Regions from separate parts of the Homo sapiens genome. Here all the other regions are linked to region 1. The links are chromatin loops, found by intact Hi-C in ENCODE. Cell type or tissue: B cell. All regions are shown on one strand. Links, peaks and the distances in the headings refer to the core of each region. The heading gives the core; the rest is flanking DNA. Region 1 overlaps RSBN1L (round spermatid basic protein 1 like). Region 2 holds the start of LOC105375363 (a long non-coding RNA gene). Region 3 overlaps GSAP (gamma-secretase activating protein). Region 4 overlaps MAGI2 (membrane associated guanylate kinase, WW and PDZ domain containing 2).

Region 1 (6,200 bases), core at 522-5,521:
ACTTTATTTACTAATTTTGCTTTGACCAGATGTTGCTATTTCAGGTTAGAATAATTATTTCATTGACTGAAGAAGTATTACTGACCTAGCCATCTCATTTCTTTCAAATTATACATTTACATTAATTTCCAAGTTTACAAATAATGCTTTTTATTTCAAAATAAAACAAAACACGTCTAAATTAGTATAGACCTAAACATTAAAATGTTTAACATAATAGACTGAATAAATCAAAAACCGATTTTTCCCCCATTCTCTGTCTAGTTTGGGCACTACCTAAGAAGAGGCTTTATCTTTTGCTGATTATTTTTAAGTATGGTCCTATTAAAATTCATAACTATTTCAAAGGATTTTTTAGAGACCCTGAATTTTTAAAGTAAAGTAATACAGACTCTACTCCGATTATATTGCTAAATATCTTAATTGAATTTTTAGTTAGTTCTTCCCACCTCATGCCAAAATACATATAAAACATATAGATATGTAAAATTCACTTTCACACATAACTTATTATAACAAAAGTATAAGTCTCTCCCTTGTAACCAGAATGTACAGGTAGATGCCATTTGCCCACTAATAAAACCAAAAATAAATCCTATTAGGAAATTGGCCTTTATAAAAACTGCTTAGCTCTCACATGTTTAAAACAAAACGGCAATGATCTTCCAAAACCTTTATTCTCCAACAGTAAAGATAAAATGATGATCACCCACCTGAATAAACATATTTAAACTTAGACCAAATTTAAAAAATTAAATTGAAGTCATCAAAATCTTAATCTGTAAAAGTATTAAATTTTAAAATATATTGTAATATAACCTTTAACTATATATCATTTCATACAAATTTCTAGTTTAATAACACAATATTTCAAATCCATCAGTTGTAACCATTAACTTAAATGTTATAAACATGGCAAGTTACACACAACAATGTTTCCAATTTAAAAAGTATATACTGCTTGATAAAATACATGATGGTACTTAAGTTGTTAAAATAAAATGTAAGAATAAAATCCACACGCTTTTCACAAAAATGTAAATACTTCTTGATTTTGGTGACACCTCTTTTGTTGCAAAACTATATACCAAATATGCAGAATTCACCTATTACAAAAAAATCAAGCCTCATTTCTCTAAAAATCACCTATCCAGACTATGCCAGACTGCGAAGAACTCAAGGGCGGTGAGGTGGAAGAGGTAACAGATAAGGATTAAAAGAATCTCTAAATAATCACAGTAAATGTCACAAAGACCATGGCTCATAAAAGTTCTTCTTCTTACCTATCAGTTCCTATATTAGGCACAATCGTAACTACTCTCTAAAATCATAAAGGACAAGAAACCACATATTTAGAAGGGGAAGGAAGGAAAAAGGGTAAGCACAGCTGCAGCTGCCCTAAGGCATCAGTATTGTATCATAATGACAAACCAATACTGAAAATAAAGTGACATTATGTTGCATATGTTCAGCAATGAAGATATTTTTATAAAATCTTAATACTTAAAACTACGTTTCCATTAACTAAAAAAATAGCCTATCTGGAAAACCTCACATCCTGATGACGCTCAATGTGAGCTTACTATATTTGCTTTTATTCACTCCAGTAAACATTAATCAAACCAGTTTTCTGGTGTAGTTAAAAAATTAACCTGAAAAAAAGTCAAAACATGTCACTGCTTTAAAATATACGCCAGGCGTCACGCCTGTAATCCCAGCATTTTGGGAGGCCAAGGCGGGAGGATCATTTGAGATCAAGAGTTTGATACCAGCCTGGCCAACATGACAAAACCCCGTCTCTACTAAAAATACAAAAATTAGCCAGGCATGGTGGCAGGTGCCTGTAATCCCAGCTACTCAGGAGGCTGAGTGAGGCACGAGAATGCTTGAACCCAGGAGGCGGAGGTTGCAGCCAGCGAGATCGCACCACTGCACTCCAGCCTGGGTGATAAAAGTGAAACTCAGTCTCAAAAAATAAGTTAACTAAATAAAAAATAATAATAGAATATACTTGCTTTCTAAAAAAAGAAATGCACTGAATTACAAAGATTATACATATAGTTCCTCTTGATTTAGGTATATAGATGTGTCAGAACACAATAAAAGACAGGCATGATAATTATGTATTTGTGGAAAAGCTTATATTTAAATAGTGGCCTTCAGAAGAAATATAACATATTTAATCTAAATCTCCTCCCCCTCCCCACAAAACCCCATGACCATCATGGCCACATTTTCACTTTTCCCCTTGTATATTCTCTATAAATATTATGAAGGGAAAAAAGAAAGCAGAAGTAGGAGACCTATTGTACCCATTGCCAGTAAGTGTCAATACCAAAATCTGAGAAGCTTTGGTTAACATAAAATGAAATAATTGTTTAAACTAATATTCGACTTATATAATGTAATCTTTAAAAAAAACACTTTAGGATTCTGAGGTGGGCTTGCTACAAAGGGAAAAAAGTAGCCTATTCTTAACAGGAAATATGTTGCCAAAAACAAATCTATAAGATTTTTTACTTATTGCTGTTTTCTCTTATGTAATTACGAAAACTGCTGCAAGGGGGAAAAGGCAAATATAGTAATAACAAGTAATTTTTTAAAAAACCCCAAAGAACGACTCACTTGAAACAACCTGCTGTTTCCCAAAACATGTTCCCTGAAGAGAGAGCTCTACAGTCCACTAAGTTTGGAAAACCCTTCTTGTTTAGGAGGCTCACCACGCACACTGGCTATTAAAGTTTCTGAGGAGTCTCACTGCAAACAAATATTACTTATTTGGTCCAGCATTACACTATTTTGGACTTCAAAACCTGTTTTTTTTGTACTTGTTTTAGTATACCTATCAACATTCCAAGATATTAAAAGTTCCTCAGAATACCTTCATAGTGATCCACCATAAATATGGAGATACAGATATTTTTAGCTTGTATCAGCACCAATGTGAAGAAAATACAAAAACAGGATCATTATTAGAGCCAAAGAATTGAGGGGGGTGGGAGCAGAAGCTGTTGATTCAATTCTGCTGAGGTTTTTTTTAGCGGGTGGGGAGGAGAGTCCCTTATTTTTAAAAACAAGGCCTGCTCAGGACATTCTGAGGCAATCTAAACATGTCATAAATGACTGTGCCACAAGGGGGAGCCATTATCCATCACTTCTGGCAGATGGTTTCTAATCAAAATAGGCAATATTTAACCAACATTTTATTTCAAAAATACCCATATAACGGCAACTAAAATAAGAACGAAAGTATTATCCATTTTAAAATTAGTAAAATAAAGGGGGAAAGCTTTTTGATTATTATTAGAGCATCTGGTCCCTGACACGATATTTTGTATAGATCAGTTCTTAAGTATTTGGGGAGCATGGGGCAGGCACAATTGGTCAAAATGAAAATTTAGTACAAAGGCAAGCAATGTTTCAAAGATGAAACATCAAATTGCTTTTAGTAGCCTAACACAGTGAATGGCCCCAGCACAAATTCAACAAATGCTAGTGTTCTGCCCCAACTCTACAGTGAAGCAGGTCTAACAGTCAGATCAGATTTAATAAGTTTCATTATTAAAATAATAGACTTTTAATCATCAGTTAACACTTTGACATAAGTTACCTGAGAAATAACTTAGAACCACAATACAATAAAAATAAGATTTAGAGTTTGGAAGTGGAGGAAGGGTGGTTAGAAAACAACTACTCCAGTTTTCACATTCTCACAGTTCTTAGTACAGGGTTCCAGAGTATGTACACTGATTAAACATAGTGACAAGACAGAAATCTAATTTATTTCTTGACAGAGAAAATTCCTATTTTATTTGCCTTTTTCTATCCCTACGGTAGAACACAGGAGCACAATAAATGTCTGAGTGAATATTTGAATGAAATACAGATGCTAGAAAACCTAAAACGAACGTGGTCAACTGCAAATGGCCCCAAATTCTTCCCAGGCCTGTATGCTCACTCCTGTGCAATGTGATTTTGCCACTCCTGTCATCAAGAAGTGGAGTCTATTAATGCGCACACACAAAAAAAGAAAGAATGAATAAAGCCTACGATTTCACTGCACAACAGGGTGACTATAGTCAGTAATAATTGCACATTTTAACTAAAAGAGTGTTGTTAACTGGATTGTTTGTAACTCAAAGGATAAATGCTTGTGGAGATGGACACCTCATTCTCCATGATGCACTTATTTCATATTGCATGCTTGTATCAAGACATCTTATGTACCCCATAAATATATACATCTACTATGTACCCACAAATATTAAAAATTTAAAGGATTTTTTAAATAGGCCGAGCACTTTGGGAGGCCAAGGTGGCACATGCCTAATCCCAGCTATTTGGGTGACTGAGGCACAAGAATCACTTGAACCTGGGAAGTTGCAGTGAGCCGAGATCGCACCACTGCACTCCATCCTGGACAATGACCTGTTAAAATATATATAATTCACAACTTCTACCATCATATAAGAAAATACAAAACACATATAACATTACTATATATACTCTTTTATCGATTAAAAACAGTGCTACTTAATTACCTAGAGGATAGCATTATCATGAATTTCTTTCTTTTTTTTTGAGATGGAGTCTCACTCTGTCGTCCAGGCTGGAGTACAGTGAGACTCTGTCACAAGAAAAAAAATTAAAGTAAAATGAATAAATAACCTAAAAGAAGTGGAGTCTATTTTTCCACACGAATCTGGGTTTCACCATGTGACTTCCCTTTGTCAATGGGACATTAGCAAACACAACACAAGCAGAAGCTTGTACACTGGGGCTTACCCTCTTTCTACTCAATGGAACCCTGTAACCACCACCATGCAAATGAGCCCAGGCTAACCTGTGGGATGATGAGAAAAATGTGGCCATCAACCCAGCTAACATACATCAACCACCAACCATATAAGTGAGGTGTCCCAAGACCCAACTGGTCTGCCAATCATCAGACATAAGAATGAAGCCATATAGCCCCAGCTAAGTTAGCAGAGACCACAAGAACTGTCCAGCAAGCCCAAAGAACTGTGATAAATGAAACCTTTTTTCAAGTCACTAAGTTTTGAGGCTTTTGTTTATACATTTAATACAGCAAAAGCTAACAGATATGGACAGGTTACAAACTTTGGGAAAAGTCCATGCATATGTTTCTATCCTCAAACGGACTTTCATGATACAGTTTCCTAATATATCACTAACCTCAGGGCCACAGCATTAGAGAAATGACATGACCTGTTAAAATATATATAATACCACATGGTCTTCAAACCTTTCAGGCAACCTGCAAGGATACAGATGAAGATGGAAAACAGAATTATACAAGTAAAAAGAATTCCAAAACCGAAGACAAAAGAACAGGGATGTTTTAATCCTTTGTCAGTGTTGTGTATATGTGTTTAATAAAGTTGAACAGATGTAAAAATGAGTATTTGTGAAAGCTACAAGATACTATTACAGAGATAAACACTATCACTACAAAAATCATAGAAACAGCTACATAATTTGTCATCTTTTAGTTTCTACAGAATTTAAAGCAAATTATTTTGGTTGCCCTGATTGTAATTTAAGAACAATAACAAAAACAGAAAACTAGGCTCATGAGGATACAAATTCATCATGAACTTGGTTTGGGTTCCACAGCTATTGGTGGTCAGTACCATCAGGTTGCACAACCTAGGGACTGCCATTCACATCACTGAATGGCTGCAGTGCGCAGCTTCTATCATTATATAAGAAAATACAAAACACATATAGCATTACTATATATACTCTTTTATCGATTAAAAATGGTGCTACTTAATTACCTAGAGGATGGCATTACCATGAATTTCTTCCTTTTCTTTTGAGACGGAGTCTCACTCTGTCGTCCAGGCTGGAAGTACAGTGGCGCAATCTCGGCTCACTGCACCCTCCGCCTCCTGGATTCAAGCGATTCTCCTGCCTCAGCCTCCCGAGTAGCTGGGACTACAGGCGCCCACCACCATGCCCAGCTAATTTTTGTATTTTTTTTATTAGAAACGGAGTTTCACCATATTGGCCAGGCTGGTCTGGAACTCCTGACCTTGTGATCCGCCCAGCTCAGCCTCCCAAAGTGCTGGGATTACAGGCATGAGCCACCACACCCAGCTATAAATGTCTTTAATGCTGCTAAATGTATTTTCCAAACTATATTATATTCTAAAAAATAAAGGTCAGGCCGGGGT
Region 2 (6,200 bases), core at 773-5,772, 110 kb after region 1:
TTTGACATTTTTGCTGTTCATTACCAGTACCGTGCTGTGGAAAGGAAAAGAGAAGGGACACACAAGGTGATTTTATACACCTACAAACAGTGGAAAAGTGATAGTGGATAGGAAAAAAGTAGAATCTACATGAAATATTTGTAGATTTAACTTATGTTCTGTTCTCCATTATTGTAATTGTTTGTGTCATACATTGCTGCATAATAAACTACCGTAGGCCAGGTGCAGTGGCTCGTGCCTGTAATCCTAGCACGATGAGGGGGTGAAATGGGAACATTGCTTGAGGCCAGGAGTTCAAGACCGACCTGGGCAACATAGCAAGGCCCCATCTCTACATCTGAAAAAATAATAAATTAGAAACCTACTATAAAACATAACTTTAAAAGAACACTTAATGATTTCTCACCATTCTGCATGAGGGCGCTGCTGTATGACTTTCTTCCATGTGATGTGGGTTGGGACTTGTTGGGAATCTCCCCACGTGGTCTCTCATCCGTCCATGGCTTAGCCTGAGCTTCTTTACATGCCAGCAGGACCCCAAGAGACTGAAGCAGAAGGTCTCTTAAGGTCTCAGAACCAGCCCAGAAACACATCTGCTCATTTTATTGGTTAAAGCAAGGCACAAGGCCAGCTCAAATACTAGGGCTGGGAAAACAAACACTACCTTGATGGGAGGAGCTGCAAAATATTGTGGCTATGACTTCCAACACACCTCAGTAGCTGATCAAGTTGACTGTAAAATTAAATTGGACAAAATTGGTAAAAATTCCAGATTCTGACTTCTGCCAGACATTTATTCCATTTTGCATTTATCCCATTTGCATTTATTCCATTTGCAGATCTGCAGATTAGGAAGTAGACAGAAACAGTAAGAAAAAACACGTGGATAGTCTTAATCACTTTTCAAGTTTTTTTTTTTTGGAGATACAGGTTCTTGCTAGGATGCCCAGTTTGTAGTGCAGTGGCTATTGACAGATGATATACCACACTGTGGCCTCAAATTTCTGGGCGCAAATAATCCTCCCACTTCAGCCTCCTGAGTAGCTGGGACGATAGGCACATGCCACTGCGCCCAGCTTCAAGAAGTTTGTTTTTTTTTTTTTTTTGAGACATAGTCTTGCTCTCTTGCCCAGGCTGAAGTGCAATGCCGCGATCTCGTCTCACTGCAACCTCCGCATCCCGGGTTCAAGCGATTCTTTTGCCTCAGCCTCCCAAGTAGCTGGGATTACAGGGGACTGCCACCACACCCAGCTAATATTTGTATTTTTAGTAGAGATGGAATTTCACCATGTTAGCCAGGCTGGTCTTTAACTCCTGACTTCAGGTGATCCACCCGCCTCGGCCTGCCAAAATGCTGGGATTACAGGTGTGAGCCACCATGCCTGGCGAACTCATAGGCTTTAAAACATATGTCTTGGGGACTGGGCGTGGTGGCTCACACCTGTAATCCCAGGACTTTGGGAGGCCGAGGCAGGCGGATCACGAGGTTAAGATATCGAGACCATCCTGGCTAACATGGTGAAACTCCGTCTCTACTAAAAATACAAAAAAAAAAATTAGCTGGGCACGGTGGTGTGTGACTGTAGTCCCAGCTACGCAGGAGGCTGAGGCAGGAGAATCGCTTGAACCCGGGAGGGGGAGGTTGCAGTGAGCCGAGATTGCACCACTGCACTCCAGCCTGGCCATAAAGTCTCGTCTCAAAAAAAAAAATTACACACAATATATATATATATATACACACACACACATACATACATACACACGTGTGTGTGCGTGTGTGTGTGTGTGTGTCTTGGACTCACGCCTGTAATCCCAGCATTTTGGGAGGATGAAGCGGGTATATCACTTGAGGTGAGGAGTTGGAGACCAGCCTGGCCAACATGGTGAAACCCTGTCTCTACTAAAAATACAAAAATTAGCCGGGTATGGTGTCAGGCGTCTGTACTCCCAGCTACTTGGGAGGCTGAGACAGGAGAATCACTTGAACCTGGGAGGCAGAGGTTACAGTGACCACAGATCATGCCGCTGCACTCCAGCATGGGCGCCAGAGCAAGACTGTTTCAAATAAATAAATAAATCATAAAATAAAATAAAGCTTATCAGTGACCCTTGACTTAACTAGCCCCTTTTTCAACTGAGTTAACTAGCACATATGTTTCTTATCCATTAAAGCCTGTATTCCTATCTTCTCTGAAATGTAGAAGCATATAATAGGGTCAGTAGTTAAGAGTGAGGATTTTAGAATAGGAGCTAGATTTAAATTGTGGCTTTGTACTACTTTGTGTGACTTTATAAACATTATCTAAAGTCTGTATTTTTCAGATTCATTCATAAGACAGTCTACCTCATGAGGTTTTTGTGAAGTTTGAATAAATATGTATACAGAGATTAGCAGTGTCTAGCACACGGAAAGCATTCAACAAGGTCAATGATTTTTATTTGACAGGCCTCAGTCTGCAGGAACATATATTTAAGCTTTAAGATTTGCTCAAGCCTCTTGCAAAATGGTCTATGGGGCCTCTGGCAGTAGGGACTTCATATACACTCCCAAACACTGAAGCCACCCAAACAAGCTTTTGTACTAAGCTCTCTGAATTTCGAGTGACTTTTCTAAATTTTTTGACCCATAAATTTCCTCTTGGTTTGCTTTGCTGCCCTCTTCTGGTGGAATGGCAAAAGAGTTAGATGACATTTCCAATCCCTACTGCCACTCAAACTGCTAAAAGCTATCAATATTTTGAATCCTTAGTCAAAGAATCCAACTTGCAAAAATCTCTGGCCTTACATTCAAGTCAATTCAAATGAAAATAAAGTCTAAACGTAAAGCTTCTACCTATGAATTTCAATTTATTTCTATTACATGGAAAGTGATATTGGTAGGTAGAATAATTATTAAAATGGACTACTCATTTTAGGTTGAAAAGATCTAAGAATATTTTGTTATTCTGAATGGCAACAGAAAATTCCTTATAAACTGCATTTCACTTTTCTGAAACAGTGAAATGTGTACATATAGAGTCTTAATTTTAAAAAACTTTTTTCCTAGGCTGGGCACAGTGGCTTACGACTGTAATCCCAGCACTTTGGGAGGCCGAGGCGGGCGGATCACGAGGTCAGGAGTTTGAGACCACCCTGGCCAACAGAGTAAAACCCCATCTCTACTAAAAATACAAAAATCAGTCGGGCATGGTGGCACATGCCTGTAGTCCCAGCTACTTGGGAGACTGAGGCAGGAGAATCGCTTGAACTCGGGAGGCAGAGGTTGCAGTGAGCCTAGATCATGCCACTGCACTCCAGCCTGGGCAACAGAGCAAGACTACATCTCAACAAACAAACAAACAAACAAACAAAAACCAACCAACCAAACCAAAAAAACCCTTCTTTCCTAACGTTAACATCAGCTAATCTCTATATCTTCCAAACTATAATACCTATGTATTATCCTGGTATTTAAAAATTTTAGCATAGAAACTGCATGCAAAATGTTACTGTGTACTTCCTTCAAATACAATGAGAAAGGTAAATACTTAGCCTAATACAGAAAATTATTTAAATCACTTTAACAATTTTCACATTGTTTTGGAAGATATTGTAAACATTCTAGGCTAGGCATGGTGGCTTATGCCTGTTAATCCCAGCACTTTGGGAAGCCGAGGCAGGAGGATCGCTTGAGCCCAGTAGTTCGGTCTGGGCAACATGGCGAAACCCCATCTCTACTGAGAAATACAAAACTTAGCTGGGCGTGGTGGCATGCGCCTGTGGTCCCAGCTACTCGGGAAGCTGAGGTGGGAGGACTGCTTGAGCCTGGAAGGTCAAGGCTGCAGTGAGCCATGACTGCTCCACTGCACACTCCAGCCTGGGTGACAGAGTGAGACTCTGTCTCAAAAAGAAAAAGAAAAAGAAATATTCTAGGTTGTATATAGACAAAGCTAAAATTTAGAAGCAAATGTGCAGAAAGTTTGTACATTTGAATTTTCATTAAACTGCTAATCCTACTGTAGAATTTTGTGATCAGAAAAACATTTCCTTGGTCCTTGATTTTCAGAAAAACATATTTTAAGGAGAAATATACATTGTTTTCTTGTTTACTTCATATTGGCTGTTTGGGTATAAATCTGTAGAAGTTAAAAATATGTTCTTTTTGAAGTATTGGCAAGAGTTCTAAAGTTACAAATACTAGTACATTAAGTCATGATAACAGCACTTATGCCACGTTATCTCTACAAAATGTAAAATGACTGGAATCTTTGGAATTCCCTTCCCCCACTAATTCAACAAAGCTCAGATTTGTCGTACTTTAGAACAGAGAGACTATCTCCTTGAGCTACCCAAGCATTGCTGCTTTTACTGGTCAAATTATTTACGATCTGAATATTGGTCATTTGCATATTTTATAGGAATTATGCACCTTGGAGACAAGGGAACAGGTTGCAGCAAATCTGTTAAAAATACAGTTTATGTTCAAAACTAGATCTACTTTCCATGTTTAGCACAATATGCAAGGGTTGCTTATTGAGTGGAAATATGCCAAAATCTGGGTTAAAGCCTTTGCAGTTCTCTATTTGCCAGAATGAAAACATGAATTTCTGGCCTTTAAGGCTGTGTAACGAAGACCCAGAATTGAAGAATAAAGTACTAAAAAACTGAAATTAACTTTATACACCATTATTTAGAAAGTTATTAATATAATCTGAATTTTTGATACCTAGAATAGCCATTAAAAGCAGGCAATTAGGAGATACCTCTGTAAAAGGCCAAAAGCAACAAGAACTTTACTAAAACCAGCATAAAAGTGAGCTAATTCAATTTAGTATTGTATTTAATATTAAACCAAAATGATTTCATAGATTGCAATAGAGTACCAAATATAGGCCGGGTGCGGTGGTTCACACCTGTAATCCCAGCACTTTGGGAGGCCAAGACCACCAGATGGCTTGAGTCCAGGAGTTTGAAACCAGCCTGGGCAACATGGTGGAACCCCGTCTCTACAAAAAATACAAAAATTGTCCAGGCTTGCTAGTGCGCTCCTGTAGTCCCAGCTACCTGGGAGGCTGAGGTGGGAGGATCGCTTGACCCCAGGGAGTGGAGGTTGCAGTGAGCTGAGATGGTGCTACTCCATTCCAGCCTGGGTAACAGAGTGGGACCCTGTCTCAAAAAAAAAAAAAAAAAGTACTAAATATATATCAACAAAAATATTACAATCCAAAAACCGTTTTAAGGCTAAATATAAGGAAGATGCCGTTCTTCACTGGAATTTCTCTCAAAAGCTTCAGATTGCATTAATTCATTTTATTGCTCCCCTTTAAATTAGGCACAAAATTGTCTCTTTTTAGTTTAACTCTGAAAACATTTTTTTCTTTCCCCTTCCTTCCTTCCCTCCCTTCCTTCCTTCTCCCTTCCCTCCTTTCTTTCTCTTTCTTTTCTTCCCCTTTCCCTCCTTCTCTTTCTTCTCCTTCCCTTCCTTCTTTCCTTTCTTTCTTTCTTTTTCTTTCTTTCTCACTATAACCTTGAACTCTCAGGCTGAAGCAATCCTCCTGCCTTGGCCTCCCGAGTAGCTGGGACTACAGGTGAGCACCGCAATTTGCTACTTTTCTTTGTTTCTTTCTTTTTTTTGAGACGGAGTCTTGCTCTGTCACCCAGGCTGGAGTGCAGTGGCCTGATCTCAGCTCACTGCAACCTCCACCTCCCAGATTCAAGCGATTCTCCTGCTTCAGCCTCCCAAGTAGCTGGGACCACAGGCGCGTGCCACCACATCCTGCTAATTTTTTATATTTTTAATAGAGACAGGTTTTCACCGTGTTACCCAGGATGGTCTCATCTCCTGACCTCATGATCCAACTGCCTTGGCCTCCTAAAGTGTTGAGATTACAGGCATGAGCCACTGCACCCGGCCTTTTTTCTTTTCTTGAGACGGAGTCTCACTCTGTCACCTAGGCAGCAGTATAGCCGCACGGTCTTGGCTCATTGCAATCTCTGTCTCCCATGTTCAAGCAATTCTCCCCACCTTAGCCTCCTGAGTAGCTGGGATTTATAGGCACGTATCACCATGTCCAGCTAATTTTTGCATTTTTAGTAGAGACGGGGTTTCACCATGTTGGCCAGGCTGGTATTGAACTCCTGACCTCAAGTGGTCCACCCGCCTAGGCCTCCCAAAGTGCTGGGATTACAGGTGTGAGCCAACGCACCTGGCCTAATTTTCT
Region 3 (6,200 bases), core at 782-5,781, 390 kb after region 1:
TTTATCATTCTCACTATATATATATGTATCATTTTATTTTTTGACCAAGTCCATTCAAAAATAGGTTGCAGACATCATAACACCTAACCAGTAGATAATTCAGTACACACCTCCTTTGATTAAGGACACTCTTCTACATAATCTGTTCCCTTATTACTGAAATAAATTAATCACATTAATCAATAAACTTTATTTTCTATTCAAATTTTCATAATTTCTTGAAAAACGTCATGTGTGTATATATAAATAAATATGTATGTATATAACTTTTAAAGTCAGGATTCCATCAAGATTCATACATTACATTTGGCCGTTTAAATCTTCATAGTCTTGCATTAACATGTGCAACAATTCTCATGTCCTACTCCCTGCCTTTCTTTTCTTTTCATTGACATATTGAAAAGTCCAGGCCATTTGTCTTGTAGAATGATCCACGTTCTGGATTTATCCAATTGTTTACTTACATAGGCATTTAACTTTTTCCTTTATACATTATTTGTAAATTGGAAGCTACACACAACTGAGTAAAGGCACAGTTAGACATAAGTTAAGCATTTTTAGTGAGAGTACTTCACAGGTGATGTTGTGAACTTCATTTGTATCAGATCAGGAGGCCTATAATGTCAGAATATCCTACTGTTAGTGATGCTAAGTCTGGTCATTTGGTTAAGTGGTAACTACTGTATGTCTCCCTTATGAGGGCACATTTTAACCTCTGAATTAGTAATTTATAGGATGGTACTTTGTCACCATGTGACTATTCTATTCTCAGCTTTTCACCTGTCAGTTTTAGGATTCACTGATACTCCTTCACTGAAGCGTCTGTGCAGGCAGTAACATGATTAGATACATATTTTCAAAAGATCACTGTGGCTGCTGTATGGAGGATGGATTGGGCCGGGTACGGTGGCTCACGCCTGTAATCCCAGAACTTCGGGAGGCCGAGGCGGGCAGATCACCTGAAGTCAGGAGTTTGAGAGCAGCCTGGCCAACATGGCGAAACCCCGTCTCTAGTAAAAATACAAAAAAATTAGCTGGGTGTGGTGGCACGTGCCTGTAGTCCCAGCTACTCAGGAGGCTGAGGCAGGAAAATCGCTTGAACCCAAGAGGCGGAGGTTGCAGTGAGCTGAGGTCACACCACTGCACTCCAGCATGGACAACAGAGCAAGACTCTGTCTTAAAAAAAAAAAAAAAAAAAAAGAAAAAAGATGGAGGACGGATTGGAGAAGGCAAGAGAAAAAGTGGGAAGATGAGCAGTTAAGTCTAGTCCTGTGTTTGAAATAAGGGTGAACTAGGATGGGCAGTACAGGTGGAAGGAACTAGATGGGTTTGGGATGCATTTTGGAGATGAAATTAAGATAATTTGCTATAAATTAGAGGAATGGTTCTCAGGTTTCTGGCATCAGCAAATGAGTGAACAGTAGTGTCGTTTACTGAGGTTATAGGGGTTTTGGTGGAGCTTAGGAAGATTGTGAGTTTTGTTTTAGACATGTTGACTAAAAGATCTGGAGCTTAGAAGAGGGGTCAAGACTGGCAATGAATAAATCTGGAAGTTTTTAGACTATAGCTGGCATTTGAAGGCATAGGAGGGGGTATTTGGTCAGGAGGGAGGACACTTATGAATAAGATCTGGGGACATAAATATATAAAGGTTAGGTGGAACATCCAAACGAAAAGGAAAAAAGAATGTCTGGAGAGAGAGAAAGGGAAAACCAAAACAAGTATGGTATTGTAGTAGCTGAAGGCACAGGGTAGTTTCACAAAGAAATGACTGAATTAGGTAGTGAGAGGTGGAGTCCACTGTGTCTAGTAGCATGAAGATTACTATGAGCTGTTTGTGTTGTGGAATTGAGGTGAAATCTTGACTATGCTGGGTTAAGTGGCATATGGGAATTGAGAAAAGTCATAGCAGCATGTGTAGACATGACAGAGGCAGCAGCTGGAAAGGGAAATAGGATTTAGGGAATATTTTAAGACAGTACAGACTCTAGGATGTTTGAATGCTCACAGCATATATTGAGTGGAGAGGAAACAGGAAAATACATAGCAGAGAGGATAACTGGTATAGTGAATTTGCTTAGAAGGTGGGATGGGATCCGGAGCTCACATGGAGGGAGCAGGGTGGGTTCTTCCCTGGTGCTTTGCTTTATTTATTTATTTATGAATGAGATGGAGTCCTGCTCTGCTCTGTTGCCTAGGTTGGAGTGCAATGGAACTCTCTCAGCTCACTGCAACCTCCTCCTCCCGGGTTCAAGAGATTCTCTTGCCTCAGCCTTCCGAGTAGCTGGGATTACAGGCACACATCACCATGCCTGGCTAATTTTTTTTGTATTTTTAGTGGAGACGGGGTTTCGCCATGTTGGCCACGCTGGTCTCGAACTCCTGACCTCAGATGATCCACACATCTTGGCTTCCCAAAGTGCTGGGATTACAGGCATGAGCCACCGCGCCTGGCCCCTGGTACTTTGCTTTAAATCTATTGGATATGAACAATCATTTTGGCTTTAATCCAGTGTGGCTTTTTATTCCTTTTTCTATTTCCACAGGAATTTCTCGTGACCATTACTAGCTGTAAGTTATAAATGGGGCTAGTTATGACATATTTAATAAAATGTTAGGTTTATCTGACATAAATTGTGGAAGAATCTGTTTTTCCCCTTCTCGGCAGTGTGTGGAAGGGTAGAAAATAAGCTTCACTCTTCACAATCAGCTTTGAAAAAATAAAAAAACGTGTTTCAAATGAGATGCTTCCAGATTTAAGATGAAACAAGCCAGAGAAGCAACCTTTTGTTTTTTGACTAAGAAATTGTTCATGTGTTTCCTATATTACTCTTCAAAAGTGTTTTTTTACCTTTGTTGTTAAACAAAATCTATTCCAGCAAAATAGGATAGGAGAAGGAAGCAAAGAGTATAATCTAAATGTGACTCCCTCTATAGCAGAAAGCTGAATTCTTCACTGGCATGGAGGCCAGAAACTGTGGTTCATGAAAGGAATGCTGATGGACTTAGGCCCTTATACAAACTTACTTCAACTATTTACATTAATGATGATGATATAATAATATTTGACATTTTGCTATCACATTTTGGTCATCAGAAGCTATTTTGTCCTTTCACCATTACTTTTTATATTCTTGAAAACATTTGTCCTGAATTTCCCAGCACTAAGAAATAAAGACGGCTGTCTTCCAAGGAACTAGAGGTTACAATCTAGGGATGGGCGTGCTCATGAGATTGGTGGTGGGCAAAAGTGCTGCTGCCACTGCTGCTGTCAGGCCACTTGTGTATTATTTAACATGAGTTTATATATATTTTTCTAATAAAAAGGATAAATCAGACTTTCTAAGCATTGAAAGCATATCTTACTATTTCCCTACCTAATAGTCAACTCTGAAGCTGTAGTGCTCTTGTGTGTTCTAAGTCAGTGGCTGTAATTCTTTCTTGTGCACCACCTACTGGGAGGGTAGTGAGTAGGGAAGTGTGTAAATTCTCCTTCCTATTCATATAACTGCACGAGTTGCTCTTCACAAGTTCCCGATTAGGCCTATGTTTTAGCACTTTATAGAGCCTTTTAATAATTGCTCCAATAACATAATTTCCCTTGGAAAACTTTGTCCACAGTAGTTTTCATTGTCCAAATGGTTTCCCCAAGGCTAGCCAACGTTGAGATATTATCTTCATCATTGATGAATTTCATTAAACATCTCTGGATACACCCTTAAGAGCATGCTTCCCCAGCTTGTAAATAGCAGCAAGACTGTTATGGAATAACACCAGCTAACCTTTATAGCCAGATATAACTTCTTTGCAACTAACAATCTAACAATAATAATCTCTTTATACACAGTATCTTATTTAATTATCTCACAAGAACCCTATGAAATAAGTTCTATATTTTCTTTATTTACAGATGAGGAAACTGAGGCTTAGATAATTTAATTAACTTGCCTGAGGCAATAGACTTAGTAAGCCAAAAGCAGGACTCACATCCAAATCTGCTGATTTCAAAAGTGGTTCTCAATCTGGGTTCACGTTAGAATCATTTAGTGAGCTTTAAAAAATACAAATGCCTGAGTCTCACCCCCCAGAGATTCTGACTTAATTCTTCTGATGTGGAACCTGGGCATCTGTGATCCCAAGTAAGTTTAATGTGCTGTCAGGGTTAAGAACCAGTGCTCTAGAGCTGTGTTGTCCAGTATGGTAGCCAATAGCCACATGTGGCTATTTGAATTTACATTAATTAAAATGAAAGAAAAAAATCCAGGGCTGATTAGAAGCAGCTAATGTGAGCCACTCTCACAGGGAAGCGTAAGTGCCACTCTCACAGGGAAGGGGCGAGTAAATGCAGCGCCTTCAACTGAATCATCCAGATGTTCACATTGGGACTAATCCAGGAAACAACTTAACCCATGGAGAATGGCAAAAAGCAAGGCAGGATGACAGCCCACCTAGGAGTGACACAGAGCCAGGGGAACTTCCACCACCCAGGGAAGTGGTGAGTAAATGTACAACTCCAGGAACCCATGCTAGACTAAGAAGACGAGAGAAGATCCAAATAAACACAATTAGAAATGACAAATGGGATGTTACCACTGACCTCACAGAAATAAAAATAATCATCAGAAACTACTGAGAACACCTCTAAGTACACAAACTAGAAAACCTAGAAGAGACAGATAAATTCCTGGACACAAACAGCCTCCCAAGGCTGAACCAGGAAGAAATTGATTCCCTGAACAGACCAATAATAAGCTCCCAAATTGAATCAGTAATATATAACCTACCAACCGAAAAAAGCTCAGGATCTGATGGATTCACAACTGAATTCTACCAGACGTACAAAGAAAAGCTGGTACCATTCCTACTGAAACCCTTTCAAAAAATTGAGGAGGATGGACTCTTCCCCAGTTCATTCTATGAGGCCAGCATCATCCTGATACTGAAAACCTGTCAGAGACATAAGAACAAAAGAAAACTTCAGGCCAATATCCTTGATGAACGCTGATGCAAAAATCATCAAAATACATGGAAACCAAATCCAATAACATGTCAAAAAGCTAATCTACCACAGTCAAGTAGGTTTCATCCCTGGGAGGCAAGGTTGGCTCAACATATGCAATTCAATAAATGTGATTCATCACATAAACAGAATTAAAGACAAAAACCACATTTATCTCAATAGATGCAGAAAAGGCTTTCGATAAAACTCAATACCCCTTCATGTTAAAAACTCTGAATAAACTAGGTATTGAAGGAAAACCTCAAAATAATAGCCATCTATGACAAACCCATAGCCAACATCATACTGAATGGGCAAAAGCTGGTAGCATTTCCCTTGAAAACTGGCACAGGACAAGGATGTCCTCTCTCACCACTCCTATCCAACATGGTATTGGAAGTCATAGCTAGAGCAATCAGGCAAGAGAGCATCCCAAATAGGAAGAGAGGAAGTCAGGCTATCCCTGTTTGCATACGGCATGATTCTGTAGAAAACCCCATAGTCTCAGCCCAAAAGCTCCTTCAACTGATAAACAACTTCAGCAAACTTTCAGGATACAAAATCAATGTACAGAAATCTCTAGCATTTCTTTACACCAACAAGAGCAAAGTCAAGAGCCAAATCAGAAAGGCAATCCCATTCACAATTGCCACAGAAAGAATAAAATACCTAGGAATACAGCTAACCAGGGAGGGGAAGTTAAAGATGTCTACAATGAGAATTACAAAACACTGCTCAAAGAAATCAGAAGTTACAAAGAAATGGAAAAACATGCTCATGGATAGGAAGAATCAATATCATTAAAATGACCATACTGCCCAAAGCAGTGTACAGATTCAATGCTATTCCTATCAAACTATCAATATTCTTCACAGAACTAGAAAAAACTGTCTTAAAATTCATATGGAACCAAAAAAGCCTGAGTAGCCAAGGTACACCTAAGCAAAAAGAACAAAGCTGGAGATATCATGTTACCCAACTTCAAACTATACTACAGGGCTACAGTAACCAAAACAGTATGGTACTGTTACCAAAACAGGCACATAGACCAATAGAATGGAATAGCGAACCCAGAAATAAGGCTGCACACCTATGACTACCTGATCTTCAGCAAAGCTGACAAAAGCAATGGGGAAAAGACTCCCTACTCAATAAATGGTGTTGGGATAACTGGCTAGCCATATATAGAAATTGAAACTGG
Region 4 (6,200 bases), core at 525-5,524, 280 kb before region 1:
CAAACTGGCTACGCAGGTATTTTCCCACCCCCTACTCCACCTGCCACACGCAGAAACAATGGGACCATTCAGCTCACCTAGGACATGATCCAAGGCCCTTTGTATCAATTTTAGTTACCAAAAGATGGCTCAAAAAAAACACTATTTTTATGAGTTAAGCCTCTTCTTGTCAGGTGTTATAGGTAAGAAAAGTAATATCCCACTCTATATGCATATTAAATAATGCTGTTATCTAATTATTTCACACAGGCAGCTTTGTGAAGAAGGCAAGGGAAGTAGTTAACATTTAACATTTAGGAAAACTGAGGCTGTGGCTTGCCCAAGGTCACACAGCTAGGAAGCAACAGACAGTGTACTTGAACCTGTCCTCTGACTCCAAACGATAATGTTCTTTCTCCTATGTTGTGCCCTGCTGATCTGATTCAAAAGGTTTAAGGGGATGTTGGTGTATCCCGGCATATTGTATATATTGATGTACTGATGAAGCCCTGAGTCGTGGGGTCTGGCAATTGTATCAGTCAGCTGCATTTGGCATCCCCAGATGTCCCCAGCTCTGATACTCCAAATCTAGATAAAGCTTATTTATCGGGAGTAATTCCAAGAGATTCAGTCCAGTCCGAGGCCTTCAGAGCACCTCCAGAAGGTTAGGTCTTTTTTGGCAGGCCAAATGATAACAAGAGCATTTACTTCTTATTAACAATGTGCCTGGCACACTAAGTTATTGAGCCCATTGAAACCTCACAACAACTATGAGGTAGGTACTCTACTCACTCACATTTTGCTAATAAGAAAACCAAGGCTTAGAGCATTTCAGGTGACCTGCTTGGTCAGGGAGCACGATCAAGGACTAGAAGCTGGGCAGTTTGACTTCACAGGCCAGACTTAAACCCTGTACTACAATAGCCCAGAGGAGTTCACGCCCTCTTGATCAGCCTATAACCCTCCAGACACTCCCAAAATTCAACCAGACTCCAAGCCATTACACAGAATGTTGTCTTACAAAGTAGCAGCCCACCCATGTTGGCTCAAAACCTATAATGTTTGCCAGAATCAGAAAGAGCTGCCATGTTAGCATTTTAAGATTATCATATCGTTCCTCTTTGGGTAACTCATCAAAGCATGTAAGCTTAGCCAAAGAACATATTCCTCAACCACTGGGCACCTGAACAAAGACCCCATGACCCTGACTCTTTGGAGTCAACAGCAAACCTCTTCAAGGACCTTCCTTTATTAATCAAGGAAGAAAGGGTAAAGTAAATAACACTACTGATTTGAGATCAGAAGGAGCAATTTAGGCCCATGTCTCATGTCTCCTGTACTCATGGATGCTCTCAGTATCCATGTTAATGGAACCATCTTTCAGCCTTAGAAAGTGGACCACAGTGAAGGGAGCAGCTCTGCCAGTCCGCAATGCGGCAGACCCCTGTGTCTATCACAGGGCGGGTTGTGGGGGGTCCCAGCTGCTCATTTCCTCCATGCCAAACCTCTTCACCTCTCCCAGACAGCAGCCTCACTTGTAGGAGTAGGGTTCTGTCAGTCTTTTCCAGCAGGAAGGCCTACTTAAAGAAGGTCCATTCAATGAACTATTCACTCAGAGGACAGAGCAGGGCATCAAGTCTGGTAGGTTCTGGCCACAGCCCACCAACTGGCATTCAGGAAGCTGACTTTCCAGCCTTTTGTTTTGGTTTTGTTTTGTTTTGCTTTTTGTTTTTGAAACAGCGTCTCACTCTGTCACCCATGCTGGAGTACAGTGGTGCAATCATGTCTCGCTGTAGCCTCCCACTCCTAGGCTCAAGCAATCCTCCCACCTCATTCTCCCTAGTAGCTAGGAGTACAAGCACGCACTACCACACCCAGCTAATTTTTGTACTTTTGTAGAGTCAGAATCTTGCTATGTTGCCCAGGGTGGTCTCAAACTCCTGGGCTCAAGAGATCCTCCCACCTTGGGCTCCCAGAGTGTTGGGATTACAGGCGTAAGCCACCACACCTGGTGCCTTTCCAGGTGATAGGAGCCTGAGAGAGCAGCCTTGCAGCAAGCTGACTAGAGGTTGCAAAGCTCCTAACCTCAAGAATTTCCTACTATGTCTTTCATTCAACCAAACTCGTATCTCTATTTTGAAAGAATCCTTTCTGTGTGTTTGTGTTTGGCTGTCTAAGTATCCCAACCCAAGGAGCCTCCAGAGGCTTCTTGTGCAGTGTCTGAGGCTGAAGGAGCCTTCCATCGCATACTGCAGTCTCAGGTAGCTGGAATGAGTGGTGGATTTGTTTCTTTCCACAGAGACTCACATTAAAGCACACAGACTTCAGGTGAGAAGAATCAGATGTGGTCTTTGGTACTAAAGGAGCCTGAGTTAGTTTCAATCTTTCCCCATCAACACGCCACGAGCATTCAACAAAGTGCTGGTGGAGGGTCAAAGGATGCACAAGCGGGCAGTGAGATTTCTCTGGACAGCAGCAGGCACCTTTGAGGCTACTCCAGAATGATCTAGCCGCCTTGGAAGGATGACTTACCGAAAGGCCTCTCAAACGATTAACAGCTCCAGTTAGCCCCTTAATGGTTGTCATTTATTTCCGTGCCAGTCAACAATCATTCCTGAGTTGAGCCGTAATGAATAGAGAATGATGTAAATGTGTAGGCAGACTTCACGAGGGTTTAGACGTCTCCGTGGGAGGTGTAACGTCATCCCGATTGCCACCTGACCTGACTCAGGGCTGTCTCCAAGGCGAGGTGACCTGCCCCGGGTGCGGTTCCCAGAAGTCATCCCGCGCTTCCAGAGCTGAGCCCCGCTGCTCTACGTCTACCTGCGGGATCCTCAGGATCCCCTCATTCCCAGTCGAGGGACCACCACCTGAACCCGTGTGGGGTGACCTTACCCACCCAGGGAAGGTTGAGAAAGGGGTGGAATCGGGCGCCCCCTTCCTGACCCTGGGCTGAGCCGGGCAGGGTAGAGAACGCGGCGAGAAGGGAACCCGCGGGAATGTGAGGCTGCGGCACGACCAGGGGCCGCCAGGGGGCGCCCGTCCTCCTTCCCGCCTGTGCCTCCCCTCATCCTCGCTCTGCTTGGACAGAGGGTGGGGAAGACTAGAATTCAGCTCTCACTCCGGCCCGCCTGCAAGGTGATCCAAAGGAAGTCGCTTACCCTCCTGGCATTTCCCTTTGGAAAAGACATACAAAAATAGTCCCCACCCACAAGCCCCAGAGGGGCGCCCCAAGAGCACAACGAGCTGTCTCAGGAATGCTCTGGCAATAGCAGCCTATTTGCACGAATTATTATTACTAATAATGTCTTCCTTGTTCAAGTCAAACAGACATCTGTATGAGCACAGTTGCACGTATGCTAGGAGCTGCCCTCTAAGTGACTCTACCCACACATTACTGTGAGGATTAACCTCCCAAGCTGCAGAATGAATGGTATTAGCAGGTTGCTAGGAGGTTCATCTCGCAAAACTGCAGAGATCCGCCTGGGTCTATAGACTTCAAGACTGAGCCAGAATGAAGCAAGTCTATTGCCCTGGAATAACTCCCCACATTTTTCAAGCAATTTCTCCAATTGCTTTGTTTCGAGCACCTTTGAATTCCTCTAGCATAATCACTCTACCCTTTGTCAACACAAAATGATTGTTTAAACGACTCAATCAGATCATGCCATGGGCGACTATTTCCATTTATTATGATTTATTCCCTGTTTAGCACCAATGTGCCAGGCACATTCAACAGAACCGCCTCTAAAATGGTTTTTCTTTCTGCTCTGAAGGCCCACAGAATAAAAACAACCTGCTCAGGGTAAAGGAAAGATCATCCACACTGATGAGGATCAGTGACTAAGGACATCTTGGAAAGAAGGTCTAATTTTCCAAATGATAAAGAACAAGACTTTTTCATTGTGATGGGTACTCCTATTGACCTAGAGCACAAAGTAAATTGATTAAAGACAGAGAATTCCAGGTTTTCCACCAGGCGGGGAAGAGATTTGTCATGAATAAACCAAAGTCACAGACTCTCTCTTGAAGGCAGGAATCTGGTATTCTTAGTCTTTGGTCCCCAGAACCAGCCCCACACTGGCACCTTTAGGCACTGAATAAATGCTTATTTAATTGATTAATTCAGGTGTGAGAGATCACATCTACAATTTAGAGAATTGAGATTTTTTTAACCCAGTTTTTCAAAGAAGAGCCTGTATAATTTCAATTCTTCCCTCAGCTTATTGCCAGTCAAAGAGAGAGAGGAAGGGCCAGGTACTTGGCTGCAGTGTCTGAACCAGCTGCAAATCTCAGGAATGTGTTACCTGGATAAACAGGCTCTAAGATGTTCTTTATAACAACAGCAACTAACTTACTAACTTAAAAAAAAAATCCTCTAAGTGAATATTAGACACCCATTAGAATCACTTGTGAAAACTTAAAAACACTATTAACGTATTATTTAGATACCCTCTCTGGAATCATAGTTATGGCAGTCCAGGTGTTGTTGTCCTGTCCTGGCTATGCCGGTAACGTGACGTGAGTTTGGCTCAGTGAAAACGCCCACGAACTTAACTAAACCAACAGGCACTGTGAGGGTTTGAAAACAAAAACTGGCCTGTGAAGCATAGAATTTCTCATTCTTCCTGCAACTATCATTCACTTCAGTGTCCTGGTTGAAGCTCTTCTTTCTTTCCTCAACTTCAGTTCACCTGCCTCCCACAGTTTACAAAGTGAACTCACAGGCTAAATTGTGACTTTAGAGCCATCTTGAACTTCAACCCGCATGTGAATCCCTGGGGAGCCTGTTAAAATGCAGATTCAGATTCAGTGGGTCTAGGTGGGGAGTCTGCATTTCTAGCAAGTTCTCAGGTGATGTGGTCCACAGAGGACACTTTGAGTGGCAAGGATATAGAAATTCATACAAATTTTTTCCTGCAAATTTTACAAAGCATGTGATAGCCTTAAATTTTTTGCATTTAACAATACAATACTACAATAAAATTAAAGTTAATTAAAAAGTAAAACATCAAGTTAGTGTTTCATATGAATACATTACAGGTGCAGATCCTGATCTAGTTACATATATGTGAAATATACACATACGCCATATTCATCTGAAAAATTAAGGTGGCTCCACTTTCAAGAAAGGGGAATGAGTGATCTCTGATTTCATTCTTCATTCAATTAATATTTACTGAACACTTAACATGTGCCCAGCACTGTGTTAGGGGCTGAAATTGCAACAGTGAACAAGACAGATCCCAGTCCCTTTCTAACAGAATTTATAGTCTAGTAAAGGGAGACACACTTACAAAAAAAGAGCGAACACAAATTATAGTAAATGTTGTAAAAGAAACGAAGAAGGAACTAAGAAAATAACCACTTGGGACAAGGTGGGAAGAGAGGCCTCTCTGAGTAGGTGACGCTGATGGCCAAAGATCTAATCCTGACATGTCTACTCCTGTGAAGAGACAAAGCGCTGAGTTTTTAGACTCCAGACGTGCACACAGCCCAGGAACTAGTTCCTACTGCTTCAGCAAAGGTACTGAACGAAAGAAATGGGGACCATTCTACAGCAGGTCCACCAACATAAATCCTCTCCCCTCAGCTCTGAGATCTTTTTTCAGCCATCCTTTGGCTCCCCCTCCCTGGGGTGCTGCACTGACACTCTCTGCAGGGGTTGCTGACACAGGAGGGTTTTTCCACATTTGCATCACACACCTATAAAAATTCAAGGCTTGATAAACCACCATCTGTAAGGATAGTCAAATTGCTTCTTGTTTTTCTTTCCAGCTCAATTTTATTTCTGACAAAGTGGCTCCAATGAAAAAACTTATCTTGCGCTAAAATGAAATTAAGCCTGCTTGAAATCGGCCATTATATATGAGCCCTAAATGCTACACAAATTGACACCAATCAGTTTGTTTTTAGGAAGGAATTCTGGGACTGTTCGCAGAAATAAAAATTCATAGGCAGGCTTTATCAACACCGATGAGGGCTCAGATGGTTCCAAATAGTCTCATCTTTTGTTCTTTATTATCACAGCAGGAAAGATGCAGGGGTCTTTCACAACACAGGAGTAGAAAGGAAAGGTTTTCTGCATCCTCAGCTGCCTTATGGAGAAAGAAGCCTGCAGTAACCAGGAGCTTGCAGCTGGAGCTAAGGACATCATAGGCCCTCCACCACTCCACCCCCACCCTAAGTTCAAAGAGGGGCCTGTGACCCCAATTGCGCTA

Evidence for each region. Peaks named below come from ENCODE experiments on the same cell type or tissue, not always from the same donor. Only the 100,000 strongest peaks of a DNase experiment are listed, where the experiment ranks them.
Region 2: it touches region 1 in a loop (10-fold over the local background); 104 of 110 quality-filtered maps call a loop at or near these places.
Region 3: it touches region 1 in a loop (2.8-fold over the local background); 3 of 110 quality-filtered maps call a loop at or near these places.
Region 4: a loop joins it to region 1, with 7 times the contacts of the local background. A loop is called at or near these places in 5 of 110 quality-filtered maps.

What each region holds. Positions count from the first base shown.
Region 1 is chr7:77,756,420-77,762,619 of GRCh38, reverse strand. All of the region lies in intron 3 of RSBN1L (round spermatid basic protein 1 like), which reads right to left. Among named protein-coding and RNA genes, the nearest start is that of TMEM60, 39 kb to the left of the region's middle. In B cell, for the core only: CTCF peaks have their summits at 2,946 and 3,152 (motif pointing right); DNase peaks (open chromatin) are centred at 3,129 and 4,799; H3K27ac peaks cover 3,061 bases.
Region 2 is chr7:77,648,204-77,654,403 of GRCh38, reverse strand. It overlaps LOC105375363 (a long non-coding RNA gene), which reads right to left and starts at 1,063. Exons shown (of 3, transcript XR_927695.3): 1 at 665-1,063; 2 at 407-545. In B cell, for the core only: CTCF peaks have their summits at 2,450 and 2,655 (motif pointing left); a DNase peak (open chromatin) is centred at 2,653.
Region 3 is chr7:77,366,432-77,372,631 of GRCh38, reverse strand. The region is part of intron 12 of GSAP (gamma-secretase activating protein); the gene reads left to right. Among named protein-coding and RNA genes, the nearest start is that of GSAP, 47 kb to the left of the region's middle. In B cell, for the core only: a CTCF peak has its summit at 3,444 (motif pointing left); no DNase peak of the experiment used is centred there.
Region 4 is chr7:78,037,187-78,043,386 of GRCh38, reverse strand. The region is part of intron 21 of MAGI2 (membrane associated guanylate kinase, WW and PDZ domain containing 2); the gene reads left to right. Among named protein-coding and RNA genes, the nearest start is that of DDX3ILA1, 50 kb to the right of the region's middle. RefSeq lists a silencer at 3,014-3,093. In B cell, for the core only: CTCF peaks have their summits at 2,826 and 3,028 (motif pointing right); a DNase peak (open chromatin) is centred at 3,016; H3K27me3 peaks cover 1,060 bases.